Linked DNA regions of Homo sapiens: all the other regions are linked to region 1. Evidence: chromatin loops called from intact Hi-C (ENCODE). Cell type or tissue: IMR-90. All regions are shown on one strand. Links, peaks and the distances in the headings refer to the core of each region. The heading gives the core; the rest is flanking DNA.

The links. Peaks named below come from ENCODE experiments on the same cell type or tissue, not always from the same donor. Only the 100,000 strongest peaks of a DNase experiment are listed, where the experiment ranks them.
Region 2: a loop joins it to region 1, with 3 times the contacts of the local background. A loop is called at or near these places in 10 of 110 quality-filtered maps.
Region 3: a loop joins it to region 1, with 4 times the contacts of the local background. A loop is called at or near these places in 8 of 110 quality-filtered maps.
Region 4: a loop joins it to region 1, with 4 times the contacts of the local background. A loop is called at or near these places in 7 of 110 quality-filtered maps.

Annotation. Positions count from the first base shown.
Region 1 is chrX:10,610,882-10,619,184 of GRCh38, reverse strand. The region is part of intron 1 of MID1 (midline 1); the gene reads left to right. Among named protein-coding and RNA genes, the nearest start is that of MID1, 5.6 kb to the left of the region's middle. RefSeq lists an enhancer at 7,203-8,078. In IMR-90, for the core only: a CTCF peak has its summit at 3,058 (motif pointing right); a DNase peak (open chromatin) is centred at 954; H3K4me3 peaks cover 1,130 bases; H3K27ac peaks cover 802 bases.
Region 2 is chrX:10,467,629-10,475,931 of GRCh38, reverse strand. It overlaps MID1 (midline 1), which reads left to right. Exons shown (of 10, transcript NM_000381.4): 6 at 1,182-1,309; 7 at 6,092-6,235. Among named protein-coding and RNA genes, the nearest start is that of MID1, 150 kb to the left of the region's middle. In IMR-90, for the core only: no CTCF peak of the experiment used is centred there; no DNase peak of the experiment used is centred there; H3K27ac peaks cover 649 bases.
Region 3 is chrX:10,718,037-10,726,339 of GRCh38, reverse strand. It overlaps a transcript of MID1 not described here. Among named protein-coding and RNA genes, the nearest start is that of MID1, 100 kb to the right of the region's middle. RefSeq lists a silencer at 3,217-3,511. In IMR-90, for the core only: a CTCF peak has its summit at 3,367 (motif pointing right); a DNase peak (open chromatin) is centred at 3,389.
Region 4 is chrX:10,322,131-10,330,433 of GRCh38, reverse strand. No RefSeq gene overlaps it. Among named protein-coding and RNA genes, the nearest start is that of CLCN4, 170 kb to the right of the region's middle. In IMR-90, for the core only: a CTCF peak has its summit at 3,609 (motif pointing right); a DNase peak (open chromatin) is centred at 4,623.

The sequences.
Region 1 (8,303 bases), core at 346-5,345:
GGAGATGAAGCAGAGCCCCCTTCGAATGGTCAGCGCAAACCCTCCGCCTTCTTGCCCCCTCGCTTGTTCGCTCAGCAAGCAGGCTTGGCAAGTTTCAGTGAGTGCAGAAAAACACTTGCGGAGGAGCAAGTGCCGTCTGCTTGCAATGAATTGCCCTTGCCTTGGTAGGGACTGTGGGGAGGACGTCTTTAAGTTCTGCAAACTCACAGTCCAACCTCATACTTTTAATGTCTACTAAAGTGGGATGAGGAAAAGGAAGGAGAAGGGTAATTGGAAAGGATTGAAAAGGAAAAAGAGGAACGCAAAACATTTTTGACAAAGGTCCTTAGCTGGAACAAAGAAGTTATTTGATCCTGTGCAGAGCCACCTGTCCTCTCCTCGGTGGTGTCTGAGCTCAATTTCCAGAATCCCTGTTCCCACACAATTCCTCAGGAACCATGGCAGTCTCCGTGCCTTATGCCTAAGGTTTGCTTCCCCCAGCTTGGAATGGTTTTTCCCATGCCTAGTTTGTTGTGGCATTTACGTGAAGTTGGAAAACAGCCCAGTATTGAAATTTTAGGGGTACAAGTACACATATAGTGAACTCCTTAGTTATTTAATGAATGGGCAACTTTTCATCTCACAGCTACGTATGTCTACTAATTTTTTTGGCCTGTTCAGAACTTTGAAAGAGGGTGGGATGGAACAGGGGAGGAGATGAAGGAGAGAGACAGGATCATTGTTCATCCAAAGAACGAGGACAGTTTCCAGAATCTAGCATGTTGTTCCACTGCAGTCAGAACAAGAATGTAGGGAGGAATGAGATGGCAGTGTTATTGGCATGGGTTAATCCCTACTTTATTTGAGTTTCTCTTGGGGAAACCTGACTGTTGCATCCAGGCAGGGTGAGTCGAATTCACCAGCCAATTTGTCATCTCAGCCCGGCAGCTCCAGCTGGATTTACAGGGTTAACTATCAAACAGACCTGTGTGTCATCAGCTCAGCAATGAAATTGGATCTCTTTGCTGATGAGTGATCTGTCCCTAGGGCTGCACAAATGTTGTACACTGGTGTGGCAGCCCAGAAGAGACCCCTGCCTGCCACTGATAGCCAGAAATTCTGGGTAGCCAGAAATTGCCCGCAGAATTAGAAGGCTGTTTGCCTAGCTATAAGATTCAGAGGGGTTTGGGCTTCTGCCAGGTTGGCAGAAAAGGAACATTCCTGAAGCCACCACTTCAGGTGTAGAAGGATAGTATTCTTTGAGGGTTCCTAAGGCCACGGCTGAGTTAGGCCAAAGAAAAGTGTAAATCTGATTCACCTTGATCAGGAAGTAATTTTAAAATATGTGCCAACCTGTCTCTGCCCTCTGATCATAAACGGGAAACTTTTATGAACCTTCCTTGAGAAGGAATTTGCTCTGTTCCCAGGCAAAAGGAAAAGCATGGCCACCTGTTCTAGAAGCCTGGCCGAAAACAACAGGTTTGCCTGTGGCATTCCCGCAACTGCATATATCCTCCCCACATGGCAAGCCACCCATTGTCCCTACACACAAGAAGAACAAATAGTTCATTCTTGAGCTGGGGGAAAAATCAGATTCTCTAGGCAAAATTGCCTACTAGACATATTTTGTGTTTTTAACATCCTGATAACTTTAGAAAAAAAACTCTAAGGGAAGAAGGTGCATGATGTATTTCTGATCTACTAAAACAAAGTAAGTCACGTAGCTGCTAAATTCTTGCAAGGCCAGGATGCTGCTGTTTCAAGGAAGCCGTGAATCTGTTTGGTTAGCCCGTTCTGCATTCTTTAGATTGGAATTAAAATGCCCAAGGACATCTGGCTTAATAATGAAAGTCTTCGTATTAATCTTTCCTCTGAGGATTAGAAAGTCCTTTACAAACACGATCTATTTATTCTCTGCCACATCCCCAGGAGAGAATGAGGTGGCAATTTGATCCTCATTGAACAAATGGTGAGACGAAGGCAGAGAAAGGTTAAGTATAAAGAGACACAGCAAGTTAGGGGCAAGTCTGGGGATGAATACTCACCCACCCAGAAAGACTACCTGTGCAGGTTTAGGATCTCAAATGGCATTCTAGGGATTAAAACAGAATCTCTCTTACGACATTCTTTTTCTTATCATTCTGTAACTGGCAAGTATATTGTGTCCCAAGTATGTTGTATGGTTTCCTTCATTTGAAAGTCCAGACTCTTAACAGTTCAAAAGGCAGTTCTGTTCTCATTTCTCCCAACATTGAGATCAGGCAGCTTTTATGAAATCTAATAGAAAGATACAGTAACTAACTGGAATTTTAAATATGCATCTGAGAAATGTTCCCTTTCAACAGATGTTTTAAGTTTTTGCACATGGTTTATAGAGCTCAGTGTCTTCAACATATGTTAAAATTTTAATTTCTTCTCTGCTATCTCTCTTTCAGCAAATGTTATAATCATAAGACTTGCTGTCAGTTTAAAGATCCTTGTTGGTCATTTTGAAATAATTTTTTTGAGTCATGTTTTTAGTTCGCTTGGCTGTAGACCGCATAGGCTACAAGCAAATCCGTTAATTGGTAGTTGCATGTTATCCACAGACATTCCAGCAAGTTTTAAGGCTAAGTGCATATGTGGATGTCTCCTGGCTTTGATCGTTTGTGTGGTAAATAGACATCCAAGGTAGCTATGGCAACCTGGGCTGTGCGTTGGTGAAAGGAGGGGATTTAGTTACTGGACAAAGAGTAATTTGTTTGATTAGAAAAAGGTAGGGGCAAATCAGGACATTTTTAACCCACATGATTTGAGGATCCCAGTTCAATCAAATCATTTGGATTTTTCTCAATAGGCAAAAAGAAGTAATGGCTAAGCGCACCAGAGTATCTTGCAGACGTAATTTAATTATTTTTAAACAAGTGGTTGCTACTTTCCAAAAGCAATTTATACAATGAAAAGGAAGTACAATATATCATATAAATATCATCAATATCCCTATTGTACTAAGTATGAACGTTTTTATTTTCAGAACTTGATGGGACTTTGAAAGACCAGGATCTGATTAGAGGTGTGCATTTCAGTTATCTACCTGCAGGGGTCAGGCTTGAAGTTCCCGTGGTCGGAAGATCAGGCAGCGGACTTCACTGCAGGGAGCCCGAGGCAGAGTCAGAGAGAATTGCTCTGCTTATTTGGAACAATTAGTTAGCGATTCTTTAATCTTGTGACCAAAGCTACTATGAAAATGAGTTCATTCAAGGAAGAGAATATCAAATACGCTGTGATTAAAGAAAGGGCGATAAAGCCAGGTCAAACAGCAATCTAATCTCCGTTTACATGTAAGGCAGTTTATCGGGAAGATTCTGGCTCATTATCAATTCCTTTGATTTCACACAAAAGTGAGCTCAGCGGTTTTGTTCTAGAAATTTGTTTGCCCAGTTTTATGAGCTGGCATGTTATAAAAATTTCTTTAAACTAAAAAGGACACAATATTAGGGAGCCATCTGGATCCGAAATATTTTTCCCCCTCTGGAGGAAAATATTCCATTGACACAAGATCAGGATGGTTAATGGCCTCCAGGAGGTCAGGTGATAGTAGGAGCACAGAAAATTGAGGCGCAGAACAAAATGCCAAGAGGGGACTTTCCTGAAAAAACAAACCAGACCAAAGAAAATAACTTACCTGCTTTGCGCTATGAAAGAGAGGTTCTGAGTAAACATGGAAGAGGTGCTGATCATTTGTAGTACAAGTGGATGTTGAAGGTCTTATATTCAGTCCAGTGTTTATGATGAATATAATATAAAGGCTGTCCTTCCTTTCTTATATCATTCAATGACATTTACTGAGCACTCACAGAATTAATATATTCTGCCACATTATACGTGATTATTAATGTGCCAGGGCACTTTCTGGGTTCCAAATATGACTTTGGTAAGGCCCCTGCCCTCAAAGAACTTTTGATCTGGTGTACAATTTATTGTACCAGTAGCATAATGTAGGTTTTTCCATGGTCAAAATGGATGCTCATTAATATCTATATTTGTATGGGTAGGGATCCACTTGAAAAACTGATGGTATCCAAAACCTTACTGAACTTAGGAGACTTGAGAAGTGATTTGTAATTGTGAAATTTAGTTGATTTTTAGCCCACATGTCCATTTGTAGAAATTTATGACTTCTTACATAAAGCAGATTTCTCATAATTATTAAATAGTAATTTATTTTTCTCAATAGAGAAAAGTAACTCATAGGTAGTCCCCAATCTAGGAATACTTTATGTTTTAGGAGTTTGTTGTTTGAAACCCAGAGCATTTTCCAGCGAAAAATAATCAATCTGATTAATGTGAGATCAAGTTCTGTGTTTTGAGGACATGCCACTGTGTTATACAGGATGGAAACAGAAGGAGAAAGAATTGGCATACTTTTGGTAATAGGCCAGTCATGGCAATATTTGAAATAGGAAGTTCGTACTAGTTTTCACCTTTCTTTCTCCATCCTTCTGATGTCTTCTGGTCTCACTGGGGCATCTCCCCCAGGCCTGTCCTAATATATAGTGAATTCATAATTGTTCATCTTCCCACCCTTCCCTTCCCCACCTCCAAACCACTCTCCTGTTTCCTTTAGTCAATGGTCTCTACCACATGGCAGGAAAGAAGTAATATGGGTGAGCCAAAGCTCATGACTCTTATCCCTTTAACCCTTAGGATGAATCTTTAATTGGGGAAATTTCAAGCAGTGGAGCCTGGAGCTACAAAACACATGATTTTCCTTTCAGGGACAATATTTGGGGGCAGGGCCATGCCTTTGGCAGACAGAACTTGCTGGTGTGTCTGCCCGTGGGTCAGACCTCTTCATTTGTTCTTTCTCAGCAACCTGCCTGAACTTCTGGACCCACTAGGGTCTTTGTGAGTAACAGCCAGGGAGCCACAGGCCCCCAGTTGAGAGGGAATTATGGCGTTTGTGGGTTTGGGTTGTTTGTAAGTATGCTCTTTGTATGCTGAGCACTGTCTACTTGGATTAGAATAAATGGAAAGAAAATAGCTGTAGCATCCTCTTATCCACACGAGTATTTGAGTTGGTGTATATATTTCTACTCGTTTGTCTGCTTATCTTGGAACTGAGTTACTCCAGAGCAAGAGTCACATATTAATTACCTTTGAATCCCCAGACCCAAGCCCAGTGTCTGGCACACAATAAGAATCATTAAGTGTTCTACAGGCACATGCTGGGTGAATTTTAGTAAAAAAGAGAATGGAAAATGCTCCTTAAAATCCGAAGGGATATGAAGAAGAAAGGGCATTAGAAAGGTCCGGGAAACAGCAAGGACTAAATAGATCAGTAGTAGAGAAAATTAGCATAGGTTATGATTACTGAACTATATGTATATGGTTTTATATATATATAGTCCATTTATATACACATAGTCTCTCTCTGTCTGTCTGTCTGTCTGTCTGTCTCTCTCTCTCTCTCTCTCTCTCTCTCTCTCTCTCTATATATATATATATATATATATATATATATATATATTCCTTTCAGTTGTGTTCTGGGCAAGAACACAACCCAAAACATGGTAAGCAGCTTGGCTTATCCTCTGTTTGATTGTTCTGCAGAAATGATTACGAAATGGGTCATGCCCTCCAATAGCTCAAAGCCTAATCGCCAAGATAGAATCTGCTGCTTTCTCTCATTGAACCCAGCCTGATAGTTTAGGCCTTAGGTCCATGTGCAGTTGTTTAATTTTGCAGGTGAGTGGCATGCCCAAGGTTACTCCAGAACTGAGATAGCGTGTCTGAGAGAAGACTGAAGCCTTCTCCATGTAGATGGTGGCCACATTTTTCATAGTGAAGTTCAAGATTTGTGCCGGACAAAGCATTTTCATTGCTGGTAGGTGTAACAGACCAGAAGTTATAGTTAAAAATGACAAAATAGAAATTTCAGGGACATTTAATAGTTTATGGAAACAACAGGACTAATATATTACCAAAGGGTCTATGCGGTAGACTGTGGTATCTGTCCTATGTCAAGTTTTGGAGTGTTGCTTTGGTTGTGTGTATTTAGAAGTGGTCTTCCCCAAACAATTCGGAGGAAGGGGGATGTTACTGGGAAAATGGAATTCATTGAATGCCCTGCTGAGTTAATAATAAGTAGATGAATGGCCAAATAAAGCAATATATAGATGGACGGCACCACCAAATATTATTAATAGAGATTTATTTACTTACATAGGATCAAGTCTTCTGTACGAAATACATTAGGAATCCAGACTAAGAATACTGGTTAAAGTTTAGCATTTCTGGGTTGACGTTTTAGCACAAGAAACACTTTACCCTCCATCTGGGAGCAAGGTATGAGGGAGACTTAGGTTCTACACCTAGAAGCTAAGTCTTCTAGACTCCCCATCTCATTCTCTTTTGTGACTGTACCACATGCCTTCTACTAAGATATAATTTGGATGTTTTCAGGTCATGTGCTATAATTCAATATGCTAATAAATTCCAAGGCAATTTGAATGGAATGTTGGTTTATAATGAGGCAACTCAGGAAAGACTACATCATCTTTAGTGGAAAATACTGTCCAAAAAATCCAAATAGTTAAATGATCTTATATTTGGGTTTTGTGCTTCTTTTATGTGTATATTCTTTGCTCTGATTTTAGTTAAGTATGAAAATGTCAGACAGCAAAAACTAGGAGGATTATATTTATATAAAAGAAAGTTTAGGGAATGAGATGAGTCATTTAGCCCATGAATTAATCAGCTGTGCTTTGAGGAAATAGTGCAGGAAGGTAAAATGGAACAAATAGACGAGAGAAGAAAGCGTGACTTCTTTTAGTCAACATATGATGGGGAAAGCGGTAGAGAAAAATTGGCTATTTGGTGAGTGATTCACTTGAGTTCCTTTTCAGTGGTCAATGTTTAAAGTGAAATCCTAATGAGATTGTTGCTGCCCTTTTTGTACGGCTCTGACTAAAAGAGGGAAAACAGTCATAATAATTAATTGAGAGGGGTATGACTTTCTGAGTAGATAAAAACATGATAGACTATTAGATAATGAATATTTATTGCTTGATGCTTCTCAGTCTGGAAGAGACACTTTCTGAATATTTCTCCGCTTTCTAACATTTCAGCTGTCAGAATTGAATGGTTCACATATAAACTACATTGTTTTGGTTTAACTAACAAAGAGTGATAAGACATGAATTGTTTGTGACAGCCCCGAACATTGATAACAGAAGACATTAATGCCTGCAGACACAGCCTACATGGTAAAAATCTGGAAACAAAAATGCTTATTATGTTAGGCCATCGTGCTTTGACCTAGTTTTGCTTTTCTGCTTGGAAATTATGTCAATATTAGTTACATCATCCCTTCGGATGAGCAATTCCACATTCTTGTTTATTTCAGTGTCATATTATTAGTTTTTGTATATTTAGTTCTGACCTCTGAGGAGCCAAACTAATCCTCATTGACTTGCATTTTCCTTTTGAAATGAGACTTCTGCATGATAAAGAGAGAGGATTTTATGTATTAACAAAACAATCTAAGATGCCTCTTTAAAGGCATTCATTTCTCCTTGATCCGGAGCTACTGCCCTCTTGAAGGTTCCTAGAGGCCATCCAGTTTTCTGCTGATCAGAATTAGTCTTTTTTTCTTTGTCTTATGGGGATGGAATAGATTACTGGGCCTAGAACTGCCATAGTTGAATAACAAAAAGTAAAACTGTGAGGCTGATGGGACATTTCCCAGCCCATCATCCTTAAATTTGCCCTTTTCATGTTTCTGCTTTACTTCTTCATCCAGCAGAAACGGGCTTAGCATATTTTTCCCATTTAACATTTTTATTGAATACTTTTCAAAATGAATTATTTCCGCAGTTGATTTCGAACACATTTTTTTCTGTCATTTAATACTTTATATCACTAGAGGAAAGAACCATTTAATTCTTTCATACATTTATGAATTCTAATCTTCAAAGAGTGTGAGTTCTTCAAGTGATCAACTTACATCAAATTTACAAGTATAATTTACTACCAAAAGACCTTGAACGCTTTTTGGTGCACATGTTTTGGCATTCCTTATTAACAAATGTAATGAGGCAAAAGCCCACAAGAATATGTATTCCTGGTTCCTCTTTAAAAATGTACCATTTGCTCTTATTTTCTAATTAAGGCTTTGAAGGTTAAAAATCCCTTTGTTGTTAGCTCCTTTACAAGTCTCCTGCCTGAGTGCAGAAAACATAAGAAGGGAGTGTCCTCTTCAGAGCATAACCAAACCAACTAAATTTTAACCAGGTAAATTGTTGATTAGCATTGGATCATGTAAAGAAACAGTATGAAAGTAA
Region 2 (8,303 bases), core at 1,329-6,328, 140 kb after region 1:
ACTCAAAAGGACATATAACCCTTGGAGTAACTGGCCTGAAATTTTTCTAGATGAAACAGAAGAGTACAGATCTGAAATTCTCCTCCTTGCTGCTGCCAGCTAGCTTTGTGGCCTTGTATAAATGAGCATCAATTTTCTTAATTAGAAAATAAGTAACTAGATTTAGTACTAAATTGTTTCAAGGTTGTTTCTTTGCTCAAAAATTCCCAGCATCCTACGCAATACTCCGCATATAATAGCTCTTAAGAGTGTTGTTTATGGAACTTAACAAAATACCAAACTCAACAAGATTACTAGTCCAGCATCATTTGATATGCTCAGAAATGGTATGCTTCATGCCACAATTCTCTTGTTTTTAAGAGAAGCACTTGCATTTTTGAATCAAAGTGTTCATTATTAATAACTGAACCTTCCAAATGAACCTGAGAGTACATAGAAGGAGATTGAGACACACCAGTGCCTTGCTTTTTAGTTTATACATGAGAACTCTAACCAGAAAACCTAAATGAAGAAGAGAAATAGTGCATCCACTGGGGGGATTTGTGAGAAAGCTCATGAATATTTTCCACAGCATCTGCTGGGAATATGGTGCAAGAAAATGAATACAAAGAGAAAGAAAATGAGCCAGACAAAAAACTCCCTTTTTAATGTTTATTTTAGAGAGAGGCTAGTAATTGATTAAACTAATCCAATATCTGGAAACATTCTTTTTTAATATTCACTTTGCCTTTTATGCAGTTTGAAATTTTGGAGACTCTCCTTTGAAGTGGATCAGGGTTGCGTCTGAAAGGAACAAACAGTTTCCCAGACAGATGTGTGAAGAAATGCCTAGAGCTACGCGCTTCTTGCTGGGGTTAGACGTGACCGGGCCAGACTGTTAAATACACAGCAACATGAAATATGAATATTCTTTTGCTTTCGCAGGGAATTTTTTTTCCTGATAGTAAAAAGGAAGAGGGCAAGCCATTTTGTTGTTTTCTCCAATTCCTTCACTTTTTTTTAAAGCTTGCATTCATTTGTTTTATGTTACTGTGTTGTGACATTTTGAGATGCCTCTTAAAACTCATGTGTAAAAAAGCACTTTTTAAGAGATATTTATTTTCCTTTTCTTTTTCATTTCTATGCAGTGATGTTGAAAGTCATCTTGACATTTCTGAAACATTGTTTTGTTTGCATTACAGAGTCTCCATGGCAACTGCATCCTCCCAGGTTCTAATTCCTGAAATCAACCTCAATGACACATTTGACACCTTTGCCTTAGATTTTTCCCGAGAGAAGAAACTGCTAGAATGTCTGGATTACCTTACAGGTATTGTCTTTTATGTTCTCTTTAATATTGTGCACACTTAGTGATATAAACACTTTGCCACCAGATCAGTTATTCCCCAATAACCAGAGGAATGGGCTTTTGACCTAGGAATGGCACTGATATTTCCATAAACAATTTCTGTGCATTGCCCTTTGTTTTTTCATCAAAACAACACAGCCCATTACTAAACTGGGGACAGGAGAAAAAGGAGAATCTCAACCATTAAAAGCATACTTACCACTGTTTCCCTCACTCTCAAGGTGTGGGTGCTAAAAATAGTATCTCTCTGTGGTATTTTTCATATCATAGTAGTAAGCAACTCACAATACATTGGCAGAGAAAAAATTGGCAGCTAACTGATTGGTTGTCTGTACTGCTTCATCTCCTTGTATTTGTGATCTTGTTTTAATTTGCACAACATCGAGTTGAGGTAAAGCATTATAATCCCCATTTTGCAAATGACAGAGATCAGCCGTCTTGCTGGAAATCAGGTAACTAGGGAATGACAGAATTAGAATTTGGCTGGGACCTGTACAAACTCCAAAAACTTCTGCTCTTTCTAGTAAAAGACTGAATTTTATCTTGGCAAATGTCACCATGGCAAAGGTCACAAATTTACATTGGAATTCCTAGTGCTGTGTTTCAGTGTGCTTCCTGGTTGGTGTTTTGTTTTGTTTTGTTTCTCCCTTGGTTGAGCTTAAAAAACAAAAACAACAACAAAACAACAAAAACCTCAGGCCACTCCTATTCCTAAGCATGCTTCTAAACTTTTCTTTGCTGTCAACTTCTAAAGTAGGAACTGAGAATATTCACTGGTAGAACCTGGACTGTTTAGACAACCTTATTCGTGTTAGCCAAAGCCACCAGTGCCTGCGACTTCAGGAAAGCACAATGTACACAGTGAAGCCAGATGTGCGCTGCACTTAAGACATACAGCCTTCAAGAGACCACGTCTCTAACTTAGCGTGACATGAGCTTCTCAATTCCAATTCTGTGTGTACATGTTTGTGAGAAAGCGATTGAACAAGGTGGAGCAGGAGAAAGGGAACATTGTGTGATGTTTGTTTTTACAGTCTGTGGATAGAAGGCCAGGGGTTCTATATTCAGGGAGCATTGTACCCAGAAGATGAGCATTTTTTCTTTGCGAGGACCCAATGTGCCGTTTTTAGCCTTTCTGCATTGTCAAGCAAGGCAGGCAGGCATTCCACAAACTTCTTATCTTATGTAACTCTCTCTTTCAAACATACCACTCCTATTAAGGAAGAAAGAAATTGACTAAAAAAGCATTTACCGTATGGAACTAAACTTGGTTTCAAATATTTGTGTACATAATGCCCTCCTATTTAAGCTTTTAACTCTGAGATTTATTTAAACTGACACTATCCAATAAAACTTTCTATGATGATAGATATGTTCTATATCTGTACTATCCAGCGTTAGCTGCCTCCCACATGGGGCTATTGAAAACTTGAAATGTGGCTAGTGAATTTTTACTTTTATTTAACTTCAACTAAATTTAATTGAAATTTAAACCACCACATGTAGCTCGTGGCTATTGTATTGAACAGTGCAGGTCTAGACTTTCTCCAGCTAAGCTGTTTTTCACAGTGGCATCCTGTTAAAAATCTCCTTTTTCTTATATCATTTGCGAATGAGTTTAGTTGCAAGCAACAAAAAATCCAACTAGCAGTGAATAAAACCATCAAGGAGTGTTTGTATTACAGTCACAGAAGAGAAGCCTGTGTTCCAGGGCTGGGCAGTGGTTCAGTGACGACCTCAGACCCCAGGCTCTTTCTTTTTTCCTCCTCTGCCGCCTTCATTGTGTTGCCTTTTTGCCACATGATCACAACATGACTACTCCACCTCCAAGTGTTGTGCTCAAGCTCTAGGCAAAAAGAAAGGGGTGGAGGGGAAACGATGGACAAAATGCTCTGCCAGTGAAGTTTGTTTATCAGAAAAACAAAAAGCTTGATCAGAAGACCCGCCTAGCAAACTTCCACTTATGTCTGGTGGGCTGTATCTGTGTTACAAGGTCATGTCCAGGGACAGAAAAGACTGGAAAATTAAGTATTTGCCTAGGCACATGGCCATTCTGCCCAGAATCAGTCTTATTGACAAGAATGTGCCCTTGCCATTTCCCAATAATTATTTCATAGTATTTCAACAACATATACCCATTTTAATCTCTATAGGAATGCAAAAGTATTGATTAAAGGGGAAATTGTGAAAGTAGTTTAGACTGAATTGTAACATACACCATATTTCATCCCGATGGCTGTTTATTTCAAACTAAAGGCCATATGGGGTACCTGCTATTATGTCTTCTGAGCTGTCAACCCCAAATACAAATTCAGTCCATTTCTAGACATAACATCGATCCTGACCATAACATATGATGCTTGGCTGATACTGCCAAGTCCAAATAGTTTATGACATTTGTAAGCAGGAAATGAAGTCTTTGTGGAGTATTAGCCCACCATTCCTTGGGTGGTGTTTGTGACAGAGACAAGAAAATAACACTTCTGGTACTGATTCCATGAGTATTGAAATTGGCAGCATGCTGCTGTTCTCATTTACACTAAATTGAGTATTGACTTCTCAGGACAAACTCATTGGGTTTACAGTCAAAATAAGGTTAGCCTGTCTCATTGTAAAAACAAGATTTTTTTTTTCCTATGACATGCCTCTAAGTGGTATATCAAGTTAATAACCCATAGAGGTGACATTTCCTTCCTGATTATGGCTACTACCATGTGTCTCACAGCTACTTGCCTATTTTGAACATACGTTTTCTTTCTATTTAATTGTATATTGCAATACAGAACAAAATTTTTCTACAATGGTTGATGGAGAAATAATTCAATGAACTGTTTAAATTGTGAGAGAGTAAGTATTTCTTCACTGGTCCATGCAGGAGTGATCCCACACCAACAGGGACCACACAGACAATAATAAGCACATTTTACGATGCAGCTGGACCTCCTCCGTGGAATGCATATCCTGATTGGTGTCACTGATTCATGCACATCCAAGTCATACCACATGACACTAAATCTCACATGTGAATACTTCAGGAGACAGATGTACAAATACATATTCCAGAAAGAATGCTTTAAAGGTTATGTAGAACCCTTCTGTCTTAATGCACAATTTAATGCCATGCCTGTCACGTTGGAGGTGCTCAACAATGTTTCTGGAATTCAGAACCAATAGATAAAGCTAAGCTAATTGACTTAATACCGTAGACTTGCTTCTGTGATACTTGTCCTAGAGGTATATTCAAAAAGCAAAGTGAAGACTACTAACGCAGAGTTTAAATTTACAGTTTTTATAAACTTTTCTTCCTCTTTGGGTTTGCTTAGGACTCATCAATTCTAATCATAATTTAGAGCAGGAAATAACTCTGAAATAGTACAAGCAAAGGTTGCTCCTAGTTTGTAGAGTGCAGGTATGTTTCTCCTTTTGAAGTGAGATTCTAGTGGGTAGAAGAGTGGAAGTAAAGGCCCTGGATCAATTCTCTAAACCAGAGGTCAGCAAACTTTGACTGCAAACCACCAGATAGTAGACACTTTAGGCTTTGCAGTCCATATGGCCACAACTACTCAACTTTGCTGTTGCTCCAAAGCAGCCATAGACAATACATAAATGAATGAATCTGGCTGTGTTCCAATAAAACTTTATTTACAAAAACAGGCAGTGGGCCAGACTTGGCCCACAGTCACAGTTTGCCAACCCCTCCCTCTAAAATATTATTTACAATGCAAAGCACTCATTTTCTCATATTTTCCTTGCTCACATACTCTTCTCATAAAACCAGTTACTGAAATCAATTCAGTAGAAGTCATTTTAAACTCATTATTTTGGTAGGACTTAGACTTCTCTGCTCCAGAATGTGTTAAAGAAATAAAACAGCAGCCTTCTACAATGATAAATTAACCAAATGCCAAAAAAAAGTTTTTTCCTTGGGGAAGGAAAATGTACCTTTTAGATATGATTGACTATGAATCATGGTCTTCTGAATTTGAAATATCGCATGAGTTGAGAAATGAGAAGAAAATAGGGCTGGACTAGTAAGTTCTTTTTTTTATGTAAGTCATCGAAACATCTAATGAAAGAAAAATTCAAACAATTATGTGGCTGATTTTTTGTAGGATAACAAACATAAGTATTTTTTCAATTGGGTGCCTAAAGATATAAGTATCTGGCACCACGTATTAATAGGTCAGGGGTTGGTGAACTTTGGGTTACAGCCCAAATCTGACCCTCTACCTATATTTGTAAATAAAGTTTTATTGGAACCTGGCCATGCCCACATGTATAAGTTGTGACTGTTTTCATGCTACAATGGCAGAGTTGACTAGTTGCAACAGAGACTGTATGGCCCACAAAGCTGGAAACATTTACCATCAAGGCCTTTACTGAAAAAGTTAGCCAACCTCCCAAAGTGAATGCAGCTATGAAACTTTATCTTGTTTACTTTTTATTTGACAAGTTTTCCTTCATGCACAAGAAAGTATTATTTGTTTAACCTCCCAAACATATTCTCATGATCTCATGATAAACACAGAAAGTCCATACTGGCTGACTCTAGTCACACTCCTTATTAAAAACAAAAGCAATAACCAGCCAATCAGATATTCTTTAGATTGGGGTCACCATCTCTAGGATAGTAGTCCTGATGGACCTATTGAGAAGGACCTGCTTAACTGTCAAACATCTCCTCTGAAATGGTATCCCAGTTGTGTGTGCTTTTCCACTGATAAGCATTCTTGACCCCCACAGCTCCCAACCCTCCCACAATTAGAGAAGAGCTCTGCACAGCTTCATATGACACCATCACTGTGCATTGGACCTCCGATGATGAGTTCAGCGTGGTCTCCTACGAGCTCCAGTACACCATATTCACCGGACAAGCCAACGTCGTTAGTGAGTATCTCATGGCCTATTTATTTCTGTCTTTGGTGGCTTTCTTCAGATTGATTGCATTCCTGAATTTAAACTTCAAAGGAAGACAAGGAAGGAAAGAACACACAATATTTATTGACTTGTCTTTCTTGAACAAAAAAGTGATAGCACTCACTTGTACTACATTAGTAAAAACAGCTGGCTAAATATTGATGAAAATTAATGACCTCTAGCAAACCACATGGATGTTAAGGGAAAGAAGCCAGAAACAAATATATAGAGAGAAACAAATATATAGAGAGATACATAGAGAGAGAAACAAATATATATATATAGTATTAATCCACATATAGGTTCATAACTTAAAGATCAAAATAAACTATTTTGCTTAAAGAAACATTCATAGGTGTTAAAACTATAAACCCTGGGCAACCTGGTGAAACCCCATCTCTACAAAAAATACAAAAAAAATACAAAAATTAGCGGGGTGTGGTGACACACACCTGTAGTCCCAACTACTCAGGAGGCTGAGGCAGGAGGATGGCTTGAGCCCAAGAAGCAGAGGTTGCAGTGGGCAGAGATCACACTACAGTACTCCAGCCGGGGCAACAGTGAGAATGCTGTCTCAAAAAAATAAAAATAAAAAGTCAGGATGATGGCTACCTCCAGGATTAAAGGGCAAGTGGCACCACTGGAAAGAAATATACAGGGGTTCTTGGGGTTAATGGCAATTTCTAGGTGAAAGTTACATGCTTTAGTCATTTTATCATACATTTAGTTTTATGTACTTTCCTGAGTGTTACTTCACATATTTTAAAAGAAAGGATTTAATAAAATAAATAGCCAAAGAAAGTTAAATACCTGGTCCCATTCAGAGGAGAGAGCTGGGCCCATCACTTAAAATGTTAGTAACTGGCCCCACCCGGGAAGAATTTCCAACCTTACCTGAAACATTAGAGGTGCCCCCTCTCACTGAGGCCTATTTGATATCTGGCATCAGAGATAACTTGGTGATTTCAAATAGCAGTAGTAGCAGGCCACAGAGATGATAACAGAGGAAGCAGTCCTCCAACCCACAGAGTTATTTAAATTGAACTGGGCAAATGGCAATGGACCAGAAGACATGGCTTTTCACGGGAGCAAGCTTGAAACTTCTTTAACAAAGAAAAATACAATATGTCAAAATAGAACAGAATAGAATAGCAGTCATGTTTCAACAAAGAGATGTTTTGAATAAATTCATATCAATTTAATGTGCTTTTATTATATAAACCTTTTCTCTCTTAACTACAAACTGCTCTTTCCTAGCACAAGTAATTCTGAGTCATACGATGCTTAACATAGAAATTTGATTTAGGATTAATTAAAAGAGTGATGCAGAAATACACCAAGTTCTAAGGGACTAAAGTATAAATGACCCATACCAACAAATGGCTCCCCCTACCTTCCTTATATCCACTCTCCCCAACTTCTCCAACTTCCTCTCCTCAACTCCCTCACCTTCTACCCTATAATTGGCCTGCCGTGGAAGCTTTTATTAAAATCTTGCCATTTACCAAGAATGTGTAATTTTTAAATGAAAGTGGAGAAAGTCATGCAATGTCAAGAACAGCTCTGGCAAGCTGCCTGAGTCAGTAGGGAATATAGAAAGGTCAGAAATGGTGAGTGGGACAAAAATGTCTTGGGGGAAGTTGTGGTTAAACTAAGTCTTGAAAAAAAGCGGGTGCATTTTAGCAAGTTAAGGCTGTACCGGACAGCTATGTCATCATAAGCAAATCTATCAAGATGTAACGTAGCAGGGCATAGTGGGAGGTCTTGCCTAATTAAGCCTGGCTGGTAAGTGAGGAAAGGGAGACAGTGAGAAATGAAGATAGAGAAATAGAACCAGGGCTCAAACCTATATTGGCCTAGCTCCAAAAAGCACATGTTCTTAATCCTTAATCCTCAGTCACCTAATCCTAATTCACAGGCAAGAGCTAGATTGCAGAGGGCTACCCAGGCCATACCATGTTTGGATTTTACCCTGTGGGCTTGAGAGTCATGCAGGACAGTAATGTAATCAGAGGTATAACTAGAAGGTGACTCAGGA
Region 3 (8,303 bases), core at 1,406-6,405, 110 kb before region 1:
CTGCTTTGCCCTCACAGAGAATTAGATGTTTAGCTTCTGAAAATAATAAAAGAAATTGTTGTTAATTATATCATACAGAGTGTGCCAAATTTATCAATTTGTAAAGAATGACAAATCCTGCTTAGTTGATATCCAGAGTGTGTCTACTTACTGGGTCTGATGTAAATATCCAGTGAGAAATCTGGCTTAGATAAAATAAGGCTAAAAGAAAAATCTCAGAACGTATAATTTACTATATGTCTTATTTACACAGCCTTACCTACCATCAGACGCTTAAAATACATAGTGGCTTTTAAAAGAAAAAAACTTCTACCTTGTTCCATTAGAATTGAGGAGGCTTAGGTCAAGAAATATAGAACATCTTAAGAGTAACTATGAGACAGTGAAGGAAAGAAAACTTATTTGGGTACTCAGCCAAGTTTATTGTCTGTATTATTTCTTTTGTGCACCAAGTTCTTCTTTTTCTTTCTTTCTTCTTTTTAAGACAGAATCTGACTCTGTTGCCTAGGCTCTAGTGCAGTGGCACAATCTCAGCTCACTGCAACCTCTGCCTCCCGGATTCAAGTGATTCTCCTGCCTCAGCCTCCCAAGTAGCTGGGATTACAGGTGCACCCCACCACGCCCAACAAATTTTTGTATTTTCAGTAGAGACGGGGTTTCACCATGTTGGCCAGGCTGGTCTCAAACTCCTAACCTCAAGTGATCCACCTGCTTTGGCCTCCTAAAGTGCTGGGATTACAGGCGTGAGCCACCGTACCAGGCCTTTTTTCTAAGCATATTGACCCTAAGTATGTATTGTGGTTATGTTCAGTAATGTACACAGATTTTTTTTAATTTACTAATCTTTTAATATAGAATATGTAACATGGCCAATATCTTTTAAAAGTCAATTTAAAAAATGGTTACATGCAGTTTTTTCCCTCGGGAAAAATATATTTATAATTTTTAAATCATATCTTAGAGAATACTATTGTGTTCTCTTTTCTTTCATCAAAACCGAATCTTTTAAGGGGAGTGTTTACTGGGAAAGCCCTTGGGGAAATTGAGAGATGCAATCTTCACCTAGCGGTACAAAGAAGTATAGCTTTTGACTGGCACCTGATTTTATTCACTGAGCTTCTTTAGTGCTCTGAAGTGAACACAGTTGGATTTCTAGATAGGAATTTGCTACTCTTAGTGTCACAGTGACATCATTCCTGGGAGGAGAAAAAAGTGCTGTTTTCTTCTGTATTCCAATGACATAATTGTCCCTCTTTGCAGGGAAATGTGCAGTGCTACAGTTTTGGAGTTCAGACCCATTGTTCTGAACTAATAACTATAAGGCTAGAGCATAATGGAACAACACCTTTAGAAAGCTAATACCCCCACAGGTTTCATCTGACATCTTGAACGAGGTTTGCAGAGAGACACACAAATTGAACCTGTCCCCAATTTTTAAAAATTCGCCCTCATTCTTTAGAATCTAAAGTATTGCAGAATACATTGTACAAATCAATCCCCAAACAAATGGTTTTCTCCATGTTGAGTAAAAGAGCATTGGAATCCTATGATTAAAACCTCAAAATCAACCAAGGTAACTAAGATAAAACAGTAAAACCACAAGGTGGGCCAGATGGCAAAAAGGAAAAGCTCATCTATTTATTTTATTTATCTTTCTATTTTTCCAAAGAGAAATAAGTACTTAAAAATCTACTTGAAAGTCCCAGCTCAAGTGACACCCCATCCAAGAGGCATTTAGAGTTTTTTCCGGTTGGGAAAGATCTTGCCCTCATCCTCTAAACTACAGAGAATCCAGGTCTCTTTTATTGAATTACTATAGTCAGCTGCATATGCTATAATCAATTCTCATCATTCCCATACATGTCTTCTCTCCTTTCTTAGATTATAAGCTCCTTCAAGATGAACATCATACTTTAGATAGACATCACTGGCTTCCCTGGAAAACCCAGCATCTTACTCTGACAACACTCAAAAACAACATGCTGAGGCCCAATGGCTCACACCCATAATTCCAACACTTTGGGAGGCTGAGGCAGATAGATCATTTGAGCCCAGGAGTTTGAGACCAGCCTGGGCAACAAGGTGAAATCCCGTCTCTACAAAATACAAAAAATTACCGGGTGTGGTGGTGCGTGCCTATAGCCCCAGCTACTCGGGAAGCTGAGGTGGCTGATGCTTGAACCCGGTAGGTTGAGGCTGCAGTGAGCCGAGATAATACCACTGCACTCCAGCCTGGGCAACAGAGAGAGACCCTGTCTCAACAAAATAAATGAATAACAATAAACAGATGTTTCCCTAATATCTTACAGAGTAAGATGCCACTGAAGATGGTCCAGCCAACAGTATGCTTTTGACTAGAAGTGCAATTAGCATGCAATACATGGCTACAGTCTCCTTTTACTGCCCTTTAGTTATTTTTTAGCTACTTTAAGTTACAGATGGTTTAAATATTTCGGCTGCGGATCCAGAACTGGTAAATGAAGTAAGAAACTACATCTTTAGCTGGGCGCGGTGGCTCACGCCTGTAATCCCAGCACTTTGGGAGGTCGAGGCAGGCGGATCACGAGGTCAGGAGATCGAGACCACGGTGAAACCACGTCTCTACTAAAAATACAAAAAAATTAGCCGGGCGCGGTGGCGGGCGCCTGTAGTCCCAGCTACTCCGGAGGCTGAGGCAGGAGAATGGCGTGAACCCGGGAGGCGGAGCTTGCAGTGAGCGGAGATCGCGCCACTGCACTCCAGCCTGGGCGGCAGAGCGAGACTCCGTCTCAAAAATAAGAAACTACACCTTTAGTGAAATAGTGCAGTTTTCCTGAACTTCCTGAAATGACATTTTAAAAATCGATATTTGGCCTTACTATGCATTTCTAAGGAGCCAAGGCATGTCAGTGTGGTGTGTACTTTTTGTGACAAATTCCTTTTATGATTCTTAATAGCAAAATTACAGAATGTCATATGGGGGCTCAGCCTCATAGCATCTTTCATTCTTGAGTGAGGCTTGTTTATGCAAGTCTGCAAGAGGGGAGCTCTACAAAAGGAAAATGGGAAGGCAAAGTCGGCCCTGGAAAAATTCAGCCGCTGGAAATGTGGTCTTGTCCAGATAGTGAGAAAATAATTGTCTCCAGGTTTGATGAAGGGTTTATAGCGCTAACATTTTAGGATGAAATACAGCTGGTTTCAGATTCCACTGTCAACTCAGAATCAAGCTAATTTCATGTGGTTTGGGGTTTTGTAACTACTTTTTTGCAGAGTACTTCTCGGAACTTTTTGTTCCAGAAACACCCTTGACATCCCTCCACCAGCACCTAAAATTACTTCAGGCCCAGTAGAAAACTCACTGGGTAGCATTACTGACTCTTCCCAGCAGAGGGCACCATTATACCTCCATCGGTACTGGACGTACCCATAACTTCAGCAAAGAGGTTCTTTAAATTCTCAACCATGAGACACAACCTCTCTGATAAGAAAAAATAGTAATAATAACAAACCTAGCAAGAAAAAGATACTTAAACTTTCTAGAGGCAGCAGCTTCTGCAGTTCCGACCGGGGCTCCCAATGTCAGCAATTGCAAGAGAGGATTCTGCCCGGAAACTTAAATTTCAGGACATGATTTGGCTTGGGTTTCTGATGGCCTCGTCTCCCTTTGTTCTTGGCCATTTCCTGAGCTAGTTCTTCAGTCATCTCAGAAATTTCTGCTGATATCATAAACACACACATCCATAAACTAGTCTGTGATAAAATACATTTCAATTTTCCTCTTGAAGGCCGATATTCATTAACCCAGCAATTTAAATGACGGGATGTTTCTCAACCAGGGAAGGTATTTTTTGTAGCTTTCATCACTGGTTTGGTTGGGGAGAAACGATTGACTAATTCCTATTTGTCTTAGATTTTTGCTTTCCCCCACTGGAATGGCCATTTTTGCCCTTGGGGACTATTTAAAGTTGTAATATCTCTAGATGATTTATAACAAGTAAGTAGCCAGCATTGCTAAATATCCAGGCACATCTCATATCCTTAGATGCATTTTTGAGACTCAAATTTCAATAATTTGCCGTGTCTTTATAATATCAACATGCACACCAGTAGAATAAGGTAGTGGGGGAGATTGTTTTACACAGAAAAAGAAAATGTTAGAACTAGAAGAAGCTTTAGAGAAATTTATGTCTCCTGTCTCCCAACCTCTGGATAAGTAGCATCATCTATTAAGTGATTTTTTTTTTTGCAGCCATATGCTTGCTTTTAAAATTATACTTAGCATAGGATAACATAAAAATGCTTTTTCTAATCACACATTCATTCAGAGATATAAGGAGATGGCCAAAGAACTATGTTGGTGGCAGTTTGGAAATATTTCTACACATAATCTCCCAAAAAGCAAGCCTGTACCCTGCAGAAGAAGGTCGTCTTCTTCTTTCTTTTCTTCTCTTTTTGTAGTGACAGTAATCTTGCTATGTTGCCCAGCCTGGTCTTAAACTCCTGGCCTCAAGCGATCTTCCCACCTCAGCCTCTCAAATATCTGGGATTATAGGCACAAGCCACCATGCTTGGCTGTATTCTTTATTGAGTGCAAAACTAATGATTTAGCTTTAATTTTCAGAAAGTTTTTTTTTTTTTTTTAGATTTAAATCCCTTTTGCCCGAGAAAACAATTATTGGTTTTTGCTAGCATCATTTGTTAAGGAAGTTTTTTGCCCCCACAATCCTCACATTCCAGATTGTACTGTAGGTGGGAGAAATTTGATTCTGTGTTTTCGGCACAGAATGACCATAGAAAATACTTATTGATAGTTGAATGTTACTGAAACATTAGCAAAGAATGCTGTGTCTTTAGATCTGATAAGTGAGAAACCCACAAAATTACACTTTATATGAATTTATCTGAGTTTGCAACATCCAAACCTCTTAAATCTGTTATTCCTCAGCTTCTTTGGTCCTTTGGAATCCAAAGGACCCAAAGGATACAGTATTGTATTAATTACTCTTTAATTCACACTAGAGAAAGTTGACCTCTAGTTCTGATTACATACAGAGAAATATATCTATTCACATACACACATATGTATGGAAAATATTCTGTTTAACACAAGAAAACCCCTTAACACCCAACTTCATTTTTCTTTATTTATTTTTCTTTTTTTTATTATACTTTAAGTTTTAGGGTACATATGCACCACGGGCAGGTTTGTTACATATGTATACATGTGCCATGTTGGCGTGCTGCACCCATTAACTCGTCATTTAACATTAGGTATATCTCCTAATGCTATCCCTCCCGCCTCCCCCCACCCCACAACAGGCCCTGGTGTGTGATGTTCCCCTTCCTGTGTCCATGTGTTCTCATTGTTCAATTCCCACCTATGAGTGAGAACATGCGGTGTTCGGTTTTTTGTCCTTGCGATAGTTTGCTGAGAATGATGGTTTCCAGCTTCATCCATGTCCCTACAAAGGACATGAACTCATCATTTTTTATGGCTGCATAGTATTCCATGGTGTATATGTGCCACATTTTCTTAATCCAGTCTATCATTGTTGGACATTTGGGTTGGTTCCAAGTCTTTGCTATTGTGAATAGTGCCGCAATAAACATACGTGTGCATGTGTCTTTATAACAGCATGATTTATAATCCTTTAGGTATATACCCAGTAATGGGATGGCTGGGTCAAATGGTACTTCTAGTTCTAGCTCCCTGAGGAATCGCCACACTGACTTCCACAATGGTTGAGCTAGTTTACAGTCCCACCAACAGTGTAAAAGTGTTTCTATTTCTCCACATCCTCTCCAGCACCTGTTGTTTCCTGACTTTTGAATGATCGCCATTCTAACTAGTGTGAGATGGTATCTCATTGTGGTTTTGATTTGCATTTCTCTGATGGCCAGTGATGATGAGCATTTTTTCATGTGTCTTTTGGCTGCATAAATGTCTTCTTTGAGAAGTGTCTGTTCATATTCTTTGCCCACTTTTTGATGGGGTTCTTTGTTTTTTTCTTGTAAATTTGTTTGAGTTCATTGTAGATTCTGGATATTAGCCCTTTGTCAGATGAGTAGGTTGCAAAAATTTTCTCCCATTCTGTAGGTTGCCTGTTCACTCTGATGGTAATTTCTTTTGCTGTGCAGAAGCTCTTTAGTTTAATTGGATCCCATTTGTCAATTTTCGCTTTTGTTGCCATTGCTTTTGGTGTTGTAGACATGAAGTCCTTGCCCATGCCTATGTCCTGAATGGTATTGCCTAGGTTTTCTTCTAGGGTTTTTATGGTGTTAGGTCTAACATTTAAATCTTTAATCCATCTTGAATTAATTTTAGTATAAGGTGTAAGGAAGGGATGCAGTTTCAGCTTTCTACATATGACTAGCCAGTTTTCCCAGCACCATTTATTAAATAGGGAATCCTTTCCCCATTTCTTGTTTTTGTCAGGTTTGTCAAAGATGAGATAGTTGTAGATATGCAGCATTATTTCTGAGGGCCCTGTTCTGTTCCATTGGTCTGTATCTCTGTTTTGGTACCAGTATCATGCTGTTTTGGTTACTGTAGCCTTGTAGTATAGTTTGAAGTCAGGTAGCATGATGCCTCCAGCTTTGTTCTTTTGGCTTAGGATTGACTTGGTGATGCGGGCTCTTTTTTGGTTCCATATGAACTTTAAAGTAATTTTTTCCAATTCTGTGAAGAAAGTCATTGGTAGCTTGATGGGGATGGCATTGAATCTATAAATTACCTTGGGCAGTATGACCATTTTCATGATATTGATTCTTCCTACCCATGAGCATGGAATGTTCTTCCATTTGTTTGTATCCTCTTTTATTTCATTGAGCAGTGGTTTGTAGTTCTCCTTGAAGAGGTCCTTCACATCCCTTGTAAGTTGGATTCCTAGGTTTTTTATTCTCTTTGAAGCAATTGTGAATGGGAGTTCACTCATGATTTGGCTCTCTGTTTGTCTGTTATTGGTGTATAAGAATGCTTGTGGTTTTTGCACATTGATTTTGTATCCTGAGACTTTGCTGAAGTTGCTTATCAGCTTAAGGAGATTTTGGGCTGAGACGATGGGGTTTTCTAGATACACAATCATGTCATCTGCAAACAGGGACAATTTGACTTCCTCTTTTCCTAATTGAATACCCTTTATTTCCTTCTCCTGCCTGATTGCCCTGGCCAGAACTTCCAACACTATGTTGAATAGGAGTGGTGAGAGAGGGCATCCCTGTCTTGTGCCAGTTTTCAGAGGGAATGCTTCCAGTTTTTGCCCATTCAGTATGATATTGGCTGTGGCTTTGTCATAAATAGCTCTTATTATTTTGAGATACGTCCCATCAATACCTAATTTATTGAGAGTTTTTAGCATGAAGGGTTGTTGAATTTTGTCAAAGGCCTTTTCTGCATCTATTGAGATAATCATGTGGTTTTTTCTTTGGTTCTGTTTATATGCTGGATTACATTTATTGATTTGCGTATGTTGAACCTGCCTTGCATCCCAGGGATGAAGCCCACTTGATCATAGTGGATAAGCTTTTTGATGTGCTGCTGGATTCGGTTTGCCAGTATTTTATTGAGGATTTTTGCATCGATGTTCATCAGGTATATTGGTCTAAAATTCTCTTTTTTTGTTGTGTCTCTGCCATGCTTTGGTATCAGGATGATGCTGGCCTCATAAAATGAGTTAGGGAGGATTCCCTCTTTTTCTATTGATTGGAATCGTTTCAAAAGGAATGGTACTAGCTCCTCCTTGTACCTCTGGTAGAATTCGGCTGTGAATCCATCTGTTCCTGGACTTTTTTTGGTTGGTAAGCTATTAATTATTGCCTCAATTTCAGATCCTGTTATTGGTCTATTCAGAGATTCAACTTCTTCCTGGTTTAGTCTTGGGAGAGTGTATGTGTCAAGGAATTTATCCATTTCTTCCGGATTTTCTAGTTTATTTGCATAGAGGTGTTTGTAGTATTCTCTGATGGTAGTTTGTATTTCTGTGGGATCAGTGGTGATATCCCCTTTATCATTTTTAATTGTGTCTATTTGATTCTTCTCTCTTTTCTTCTTTATTAGTCGTGCTAGGAGTCTATCAATTTTGTTGATCTTTTCAAAAAACCAGCTCCTGGCTTCATTGATTTTTTGAAGGGCTTTTTGTGTCTCCATTTCTTTCTGTTCTGCTCTGATCTTAGTTATTTCTTGCCTTCTGCTAGCTTTTGAATGTGTTTGCTCTTGCTTTTCTAGTTCATTTAATTGTGATGTTAGGGTGTCAATTTTAGATCTTTCCTGCTTTCTCTTGTGGGCATTTAGTGCTATAAATTTCCCTCTACACACTGCTTTGAAT
Region 4 (8,303 bases), core at 1,042-6,041, 290 kb after region 1:
AGCCTGACCTACCACACCAGCAGAGGTTCTGGAAAAGAGCTCTGAGAAGGGGCTGGATGGACTCCGGGGAGGGCCCTCTGGCTCCTGGGAAGTGAGTCAGGGCCGAGCAGGGGCAGCCCGGCCACAGGTGACCAAGAGGAGGAGCTGCGAGCTTTGGAGGCCATTGAGACAACACACTCTGAAGGCTGAGGAGCTCCCAGCCAGCCTAGCAGTCCCGAGTGGAGGAGAGTGCCAAACATAGGCTCAGCACAGCTGCAGCTGCAATGTCACCGCAGTCACCCACAGAACAGCAGAACTGAAGTGTGGGAGGAAGCTGGCATCCCCCCCTCATCTGGGTACTCCCGCAACAGGGACCATGGCTCTTTTTCTTTGTGTGCTCTAGCACCCAGCACAGGGCCAATCTATGATAAATGCCCAGTGGATGTCTGTTTAGTGGATTAGTGGCTTGATTACATAATTAATTATCAGGGACCACCCTGGGAGTAGCTGGTGTGGCAGATGGGCTCTAGTGTGGCTCCCCGTTCCCCCCTGCCTCGGCCCCAGTGTCCACGCTCTTGTGTAACTCCCTCTGATTGAGTGTAGGTAGGACTTGCAACTTGCCTCTTATAGAGTGGTTAGATTCATTATGGCAAAGGTGATAGGAGGGACATGATTACCTGTACCTGACAGAGTGCCCGTCTCCTTGGCATCTCCCTCTCTCTTTGCTGGCTTTGAAAAAGCAAGCTGCCATGTTGCGAGCTGCCTGTGGACAGAACCATGTGGCTAAGTGGCCATCGGCCTGGGAGAAACTGGGGCCCTCAGCTCAGCAACTTGCTGGGAACTGCATGCTGCCAACAACCTGAATGAGCTGGGAAGAACCCCCACCTGCACCTGGGAGGCCCCGACCTCCCTGGCCACCACTCTGATACAGCCTTGCAGTGGACCCAGTTAAGCCATGCCACGAGACACAAACACAGCAATAGATAAGCAATACAACTGGACTATGATAAATTTCAGCCATGCTCGCTTCCCACAAACCAGACATTCATGGAGTGGTTTTGCTGTCCTCTGCCCAGCACCAAGTACACGCCCAGTCTTGTCTTTCTCTGTGAAGTCTGGGTAAGGTCTGTCCTATTCATCCATCATTTTCTCTGTGCACTGACTGGCCTTTAAACAAACCCAAAGAAGGGGCTAAATCTCCCTTCATTTCTTCCATTTCCATCACCACTTCCCATCTCTGAGGTCCAATGACCCACACCAAAATTTGCCAAAATTCATTTGAGCCACTTCACATACATTGGGCTAACAGCAAAATTTATAGGCAGTAAGCCTTATAGATACAATTTTTATAGCTTCATATGAACCCTAAAACGCAAGCAAAGTGGGAGAAGAAAGAATATTCTGGCAGATGAAACTTCATTAGCTGTTAGAATCATGGAGTGCTACAGATGGAAGGGACCCCAGAGATTACAGGTCTGAAACACTTATCTCACAAAATAGGAAAGTGGATCAAGAGCAAGGAGGAGAAAATTTCAGGATCACACAGGGACTTAACGGGTGGGACAGAATTCTTTTAATACCCAGTCTTTCATTACATACATTCCTGTCCTTCAAATTCAGGGTAGAAAACTTTTCAGTCTCTGCCATTCTGTGACCCAAGAATTTTCCCAAGCATGATGGCTACTTCTGAAAGGGATCTTTCCCTCTTTTTCATCTTTTATATATTGAGACTTTCAAAACTCTGCTGAAATCCAGGAAAACAATCCTATTAGATGAAGGCCACAGCTGTTATCTTTACCAGGGGAGTGTACTCAGGTAGGGATCCCATTTTCAAATATGGCACATGTTTTAAATGGAATGAACCGTGAGCGAGCTCTACCTTCGTGGAGCTGCTGTTGGCTTGGCCTTTGGACTCACAGCGTATCATCCTGCTGTGCCCAAACCTAGCATTGGGCAGACTTTTTCCCCAAAAAAAATTTGGGTTGAGATTGGACAGCATTTCAAATTTCTGTAATGAGGGTCATTACACATTTTTAAGACTTGACTAGTCCCACTGCCTCCGGGTTGGCTGTTTAAAAACACAAAGGGTTGGCAGAGTTTAGGTGAGCTGCTCACATTTGGGGTTTTTACGTATAATTTTTAGACTTATGAAAGATAAAATAAGGTGCAAACCCCTTTCATAAAAGGCCCCATCTGCTGCAAGAAAAATTATTGTTATCATGTGTGAAAATTCAACTACATGGTTAAGGGGGAAATCAGAGCATAATCCAAAAGTAAAAAAGATCACGTTTCCCTAAATTCCATATCTCATTCTGTCTCCTCCGGTTCATTCCAGTATAAGATACACATAGCAGACCTTCAGCTCTCTGCACCTGTGGCACCAAATATAGCATTTGTTTGTAATCACAGAAAACTTGATTTTCATTCATTTAAAGCCCAGGGTAACCACGAACTTATGTGGGAGTTCAGAATGAAGCCAGAAATGCCCTAGGCCCACCCCCTGGAGAATCTGATTGGTCTGGGCTTTGGGCTTACTGGGAATTGCTTTCACCTGCCTCCATCCTCTAGTTGACGCTGACTCATGCTGCCAGCTAGCTCCGGGAGGGCATTGAAGCCAGCTAACGGGCGCCTGAGCTGTGACATCTTGGGGGCCTCTGCTCATTTGATGTTTCCAGTGCTAAAAGGTCTCGGCCTCACTGCTGGATTTACTCTTTTGACTCTCCCCAAGGGAAGGTGAAACAGTGACTCATGGCCAGCAGGATTTAAAACGACATTGACTCACAAATCTCAAAGTTAGTAGGTTTGTCGTAGTTCACAAATGCAGTCTGCATTTACGGTCATCTTCACAATATTTCTAATTGTGAAGAGCTGTTTTTCCGTCTCAATAAAATGCTAAGTGTCTAGAAATAGGTTCTGAGCAGCCTTTTCTTTTAGGAAAAAAAAGCGTAGTCTTAAATGGTACCACCATTTATCCAATTGCTCAAAACAGAAAGTTCATCCCCAACCTGCATGTCCAAGGAGTCCAAAGTTCTGTTGACCCAACATTTTCTTCTTATTTATTTGAGACAGGTTCTTACTCTGTCACCCAAGCCGAAGTGCAATGGCGTGAACAAAGCTTACTACAGCCTTGACCTCCTGGGCTCAAGCAATCCTCTCACCTCAGCCTACCGAGTAGTTGGGACTACAGGCATGTGCCACCACATCTTGCTAATTTTTGTATTTTTTGTGGAGATGGGGTCTATGTTGTCCAGGCTAGTCTCAAATTTCTGGGCTCAAGGAGTCCTCCCACGTTGGCCTCCCAAAGTGCTGAGATTACAGGCGTGAGCCACCGCATCCAGTCCCATTTTCTTCTTTATTGTGTTTATTAATTATTGAGTAGAAATTTTAAAAAACTACATGTTTTTAAAATCATTTCAAAATACATTCATGTGTTTGCATCACTGAATCAATTTCAGAAAATGAATGTTACCATTATTTTGTTCCCTATGTGCCTCACCCCAAATTCACTCCCTTTCTCAAGGTTTCTTAACCTCAGCACTACTAATCTTTGAGACCAGATAATTCTTTGCTGTACAGGCTGTCCTGTGCATTGTCAAATGTTCATCAGCGTCGTCCCTGGCTTCTACCCACTAGATGTCAGTAGCACCCTCTCCCCCAGTAGTAACCAGACATTGCCAAATGTCCACAGTAGTCTCCAGATATTGCCAAATGTCCACAGTAGTCTCCAGATATTGCCAAATGTCCACAGGAACCAAAATCACCCCTAGTTGAGAACCACTGCTCTAGAGGTAAATCCTATTCTGAATTTTGTGTTTGTCATTTCTTGCTTGTAGTTTTTATCACTTGTATTTGTGAAAATATTGTTTGGTTTTAAGTTTTTTGAAATTCTTATAAACTTAATTGTTAAGAAAAATGTACACACAACTTACAACTGACCTCGTGTCCTTTCAATGCCATACTGGAACATTACCCAACAGGCTAATCAAGGAGCATTAAATTCTCTAGATGACTATAATTCTCTTTATCTACTATTGACCAGGGCCCAGGCTCTGGAAAGTTACATGTTGACTTGCACATTTTTTTTCCAGTATAGATGAAATGTATTTCTGCTGGGTAGAGAAGATAACCCCAAAGGTTATTATTTTATTGCCCTGTGGGATATAACCAGTTTTGTCTCTTAACTTTGCAAATGCATTTCAGCCTTCTCGCGACTACATAAATCTCTGTTCCTCAAGTGGTCTTAGAAGCAGCTTTGCCATCCTGCTGGTTCTCTTTTGTGAATTGAATAATTTTTCCTTCTACACATTCCTCCCATAATTGTATGAGTCATGTATGAGAGGAATTTTTTGAAAATTAAACACAATCATCCTAATGTATGATTCTACAATTTACTTTTGTTAATACTATGTTCCTAAAATTCATGTATGCTGTTGAGTGTAGTTTTAGTTTATTAATTTTTATTGTAGTATAGTCTCCTATTGTGTGAATATATTGCAACTTTATTTATCTGTGCAATGTTGATGGATGTTTAGGTTGTAACCAGTTTTATTGCTGTTATAAATATACTGCTTTTTAATTCATGTTCATGTCTCTTGATATACAAGCCCAAGAATCTCTCAAGGGATTGTACTTTAGGATGGAACTTCTGAGTCATAGAGCATGTGTATCTTCAAGTTTTTGAGATAATGCAAACATATTTTCCCAAGAAAATGATCAAGTTTACAGCACCACCAACAGTGCAGAAGTGCATTATTGCTCCACTTCTTAAAATCTCGTAGGTATATATTAAATTAAAATTGTTCTGTCCTAGATTAATTTGTACTTCCCGATTATGATACAGTTGGCATATGTTCATATGTTGGTTGGTTTTTCTTCTGTGAAGTTCTTCCATAAATATTTTCTCTTTTGTTTCTATTGGATTATTTACCTCTTTCTTATTCACGTATAGGAGTTATTTTTATACACTGGATAATAATCCTTCTTCAATTTCTTGAGGTTCAAGTATCTTCTCCCAAATTTTGGGTTTTTATTTCACACACTATGTGGCAGCTTTTGCACCTTTCATGTTAAAATCCTGTTTTTATAATATATTTAAAGTGCATCTCTTATCTAGTCTGGCAATCTTTGCCTTTTAATTGGAATATTTAGACCATTTCACTTAATGGGATCATAAATATGGTTGGGTTTAAATCTAACTAGATTTCTATTTATTTTCTATTTGTCTCAATTTGTTATTTTTTTTTCTTTTCCTGCCTCACTTTATCTCCACAGTGAGCTTATTAGTCATTCCTCTTTTAGTTTTTTAGTGGTTACTCTTGGGTTTGTAATATGCATCTTTCACTTGTCCCACTCCACTTTAAATACCATCAAGACACTTCACAGATAGTGTGCCAACATTCACACAGGAGCCTTCTGGGTCCCCCTTCCTGTTCTTGTGCTGATGCTGCCATACATTTTATTTCTATGTAGGAGACAACTTGACTTGCAATACATTACTTTTTTTTTCTTTAAACGGTCAATTATCTGTTACAGAACTGTGGTTTTTTTTTTTCAAAGGAGAAAGCCTATTTTGTATTTACGCAAATATTCACCACACCCTGTGCTGTTCATTCTTTTGTGTAGATCCACATTTCCATCTGGTATTATTTTTCTTCAGCCTGAAGAACATCCTTTAAGATTTCTTGTAGGACAGACTTGCTGGCAACAAATTCTCTCAGCTTTTGTTTGTCTGAAAGATTATCATTTCACTTTTTTTTGAAGTATATTTTCATTAATATAGAATTCTAGATTGACCAATTTTTCTTTAAGCCCTGTAAGATGTGCCTTTTCTTCTGGCTTCTGTTGTTTCTGTTGAGAGGTCAGCAGTTATTCTTACAACATTTCCTATATATAACATGTCTTTTTGCCCTATCTGCTTCTTTAATTTTTTCTTTATTACTGGTTTTCAGAAAGTCGATTATGATATGCGTTGATATGATTTCCTTTGTGTTTCCCCTGGTTGGGTTTTGTTGAGATTCTTTGAATATATAGTTTTCATTAAATACAGAAAATTTGGGGACATTATTTCTTCCAGTATTTTTCCTGCCTCCCTCTCTTTCTGGGACTCCAACTGTCCATATGCTAGACTATTTAATATTGTCCCACTGGTCACTGAAGTTCCATTTTCTTTTTTCAGCCCTTTTTCCTCTGTGTGCTGTAGTTTGAATGGTTTTATTGCTATGTCTTCAGGTTCTCTGATATTTTCCTCTGCAGTGTCTAACCTGCTATTAAGCCATCCAAGAGAATTTTGAAATCATATTTCTCATCTACGGAAGTTCAATTTTGCTCTTGTTATATCTTCCATTTTTCTCCTCATTATGTTCATTATGAAATTGCTCACCATATTTATAATAACTATGTTTTAAAGTCCTTGTCTTCTGCTTATTACATCATCTCCGTCATTTTGGGGCTTGTATCTATGAACTGAGTTTTTGCCTGATTATGGGTCATATTTAAATGTTATTTGCATTTTTTGTAATTTTGTAATAGATCCCAGACATTATGAGTTTTACATTGTTTTCCAGATTTTGTTGTCTTCTTTTAAAGAATGTTGAGTTTTTATTTAGCATGTGATTATATGTTAATCTGTTCGATGCTTCCGAGGCTTGGTTTTAAATTTTATTATGGTGGGTTTAGGTTTGTCTAGGGCCAGTTTTTATCTACTACTAAGAAGAGGTCTCAATCACATGCTCAGCACTTTTAGGTCTCTACTGAATGCCCACGTGTTTTGTGAGGTCTCTCCACTCAGGTTGGTCAGCCCCATGTGAACTCTGAGAATTGTGCAGCTTACCACTCTCTAGTAGTGGTTCTTATGGAATCTCATCCTACGTGTATGCAGTTGAGCCAAAACTTCAAGGAGTCCATGGATATTTCTAGAGCTCTGTCTCTGCAAGTTCTCTCCTCTCCAGTACTCTGCTCTGCAAATTTTAGCTGCCCAATCTTCCTGAACTCTGATCTCTGTTTCCTCAATTTATAGAGACTGCCATGATCTACTTGAGTTCCCCAATACTGTGTGATATTCCAGAAAGTGACTCCAGGTAGAAAGCCAGAGCAATCACAGAACCCACCTTGTTTATTTCTCTTCTTTTTATGGATTACAACTTTACACCTATTGTCCAATGGCTAAAAATAGTTGTTTTCCTATATTTTGTCCAGTTTTGTAGTTGTTTAAGGTGAGAAAGCAAGTTGATTGCAGTTGCATTGCATCAACATATTTTTTGGTGAAAGAAAATCCTCATAAAACAGAAACCTTGCTTGCCCAGTTTGAAAATTAGTATGGCTTAAAGTGGAAGTCTATGATGTTTTTTGGTAAATAAAAGTTCTTAATTTATTAATAAAAGGAGCCATATTTATCAATCTTCTCCTTAATCATTTGTACATTTTATGTCTTATTTAAGAAATCCACATGTCCTTTAAGGACCTAAGCGGATCCTACCTTCTGAGATGTGTAATTGAGAAATTTCTATTTTAAAGTTTTACCTATTTATAACGTGTAGAACTTTTCAAAACCCACTCTTTATTCTACAACTCTTAATCATCCACTTAGTATTAGAGAAAAATAGATCTCTTTGACTGTTCCTGATTGTTAAAACGAACAAACCTTAAATTTCATCCTGGAGTTCTTAGAGATCTCACTAAAAGGTATAGAACCACAAGGAAGAACAAAAATACTGAAAGCATGGATGTCAAATTGTCTTTACCTTTTCTTGTATGATCATGAATAATACCTTTTCAATGTGACACAATGTAGAGATGTTCTCATCTCTGCCCTCCCTGTGCTAGATTTTGAGTATACAAATAAAAGATATTCATGCCTTTCTCTTAAAAAAAGAAATTATTTTCCTATATTACATTCTACAAGTCTTATAGTCTGCTTTTTTCATTTAGATTTATCATCGATTTACAAGCAACTTGTATGTAACTTTTTACATATGGATAAAAAATTGTCACCAAATCATTTATTGAAAAGTGTACCTTTTCCCTATTGATTTTCAATGCTACCTGTTCCAGAAATCAGATTTCCAGATGTGTGGCTCTATATCTTGTGTTAACCTAGTCAACTTCTTTATCTCTACGCACTATGTCACAGTCTTAATTATTAGAGCTATAGAATACTCTGAATTTCTAGAAAGGCAAGTTCTCCCATCACGTTCTTCTTCGGACAAGACCATATGGGCTATTCTTGACCGTTTGTGCTTCTATATAAACGATCAGTTTGTCAAGTTTTAGACTATATCCATTAAGCTTTTTATTGAGAGTCATTGAATCTATGGATAAATTGGTAG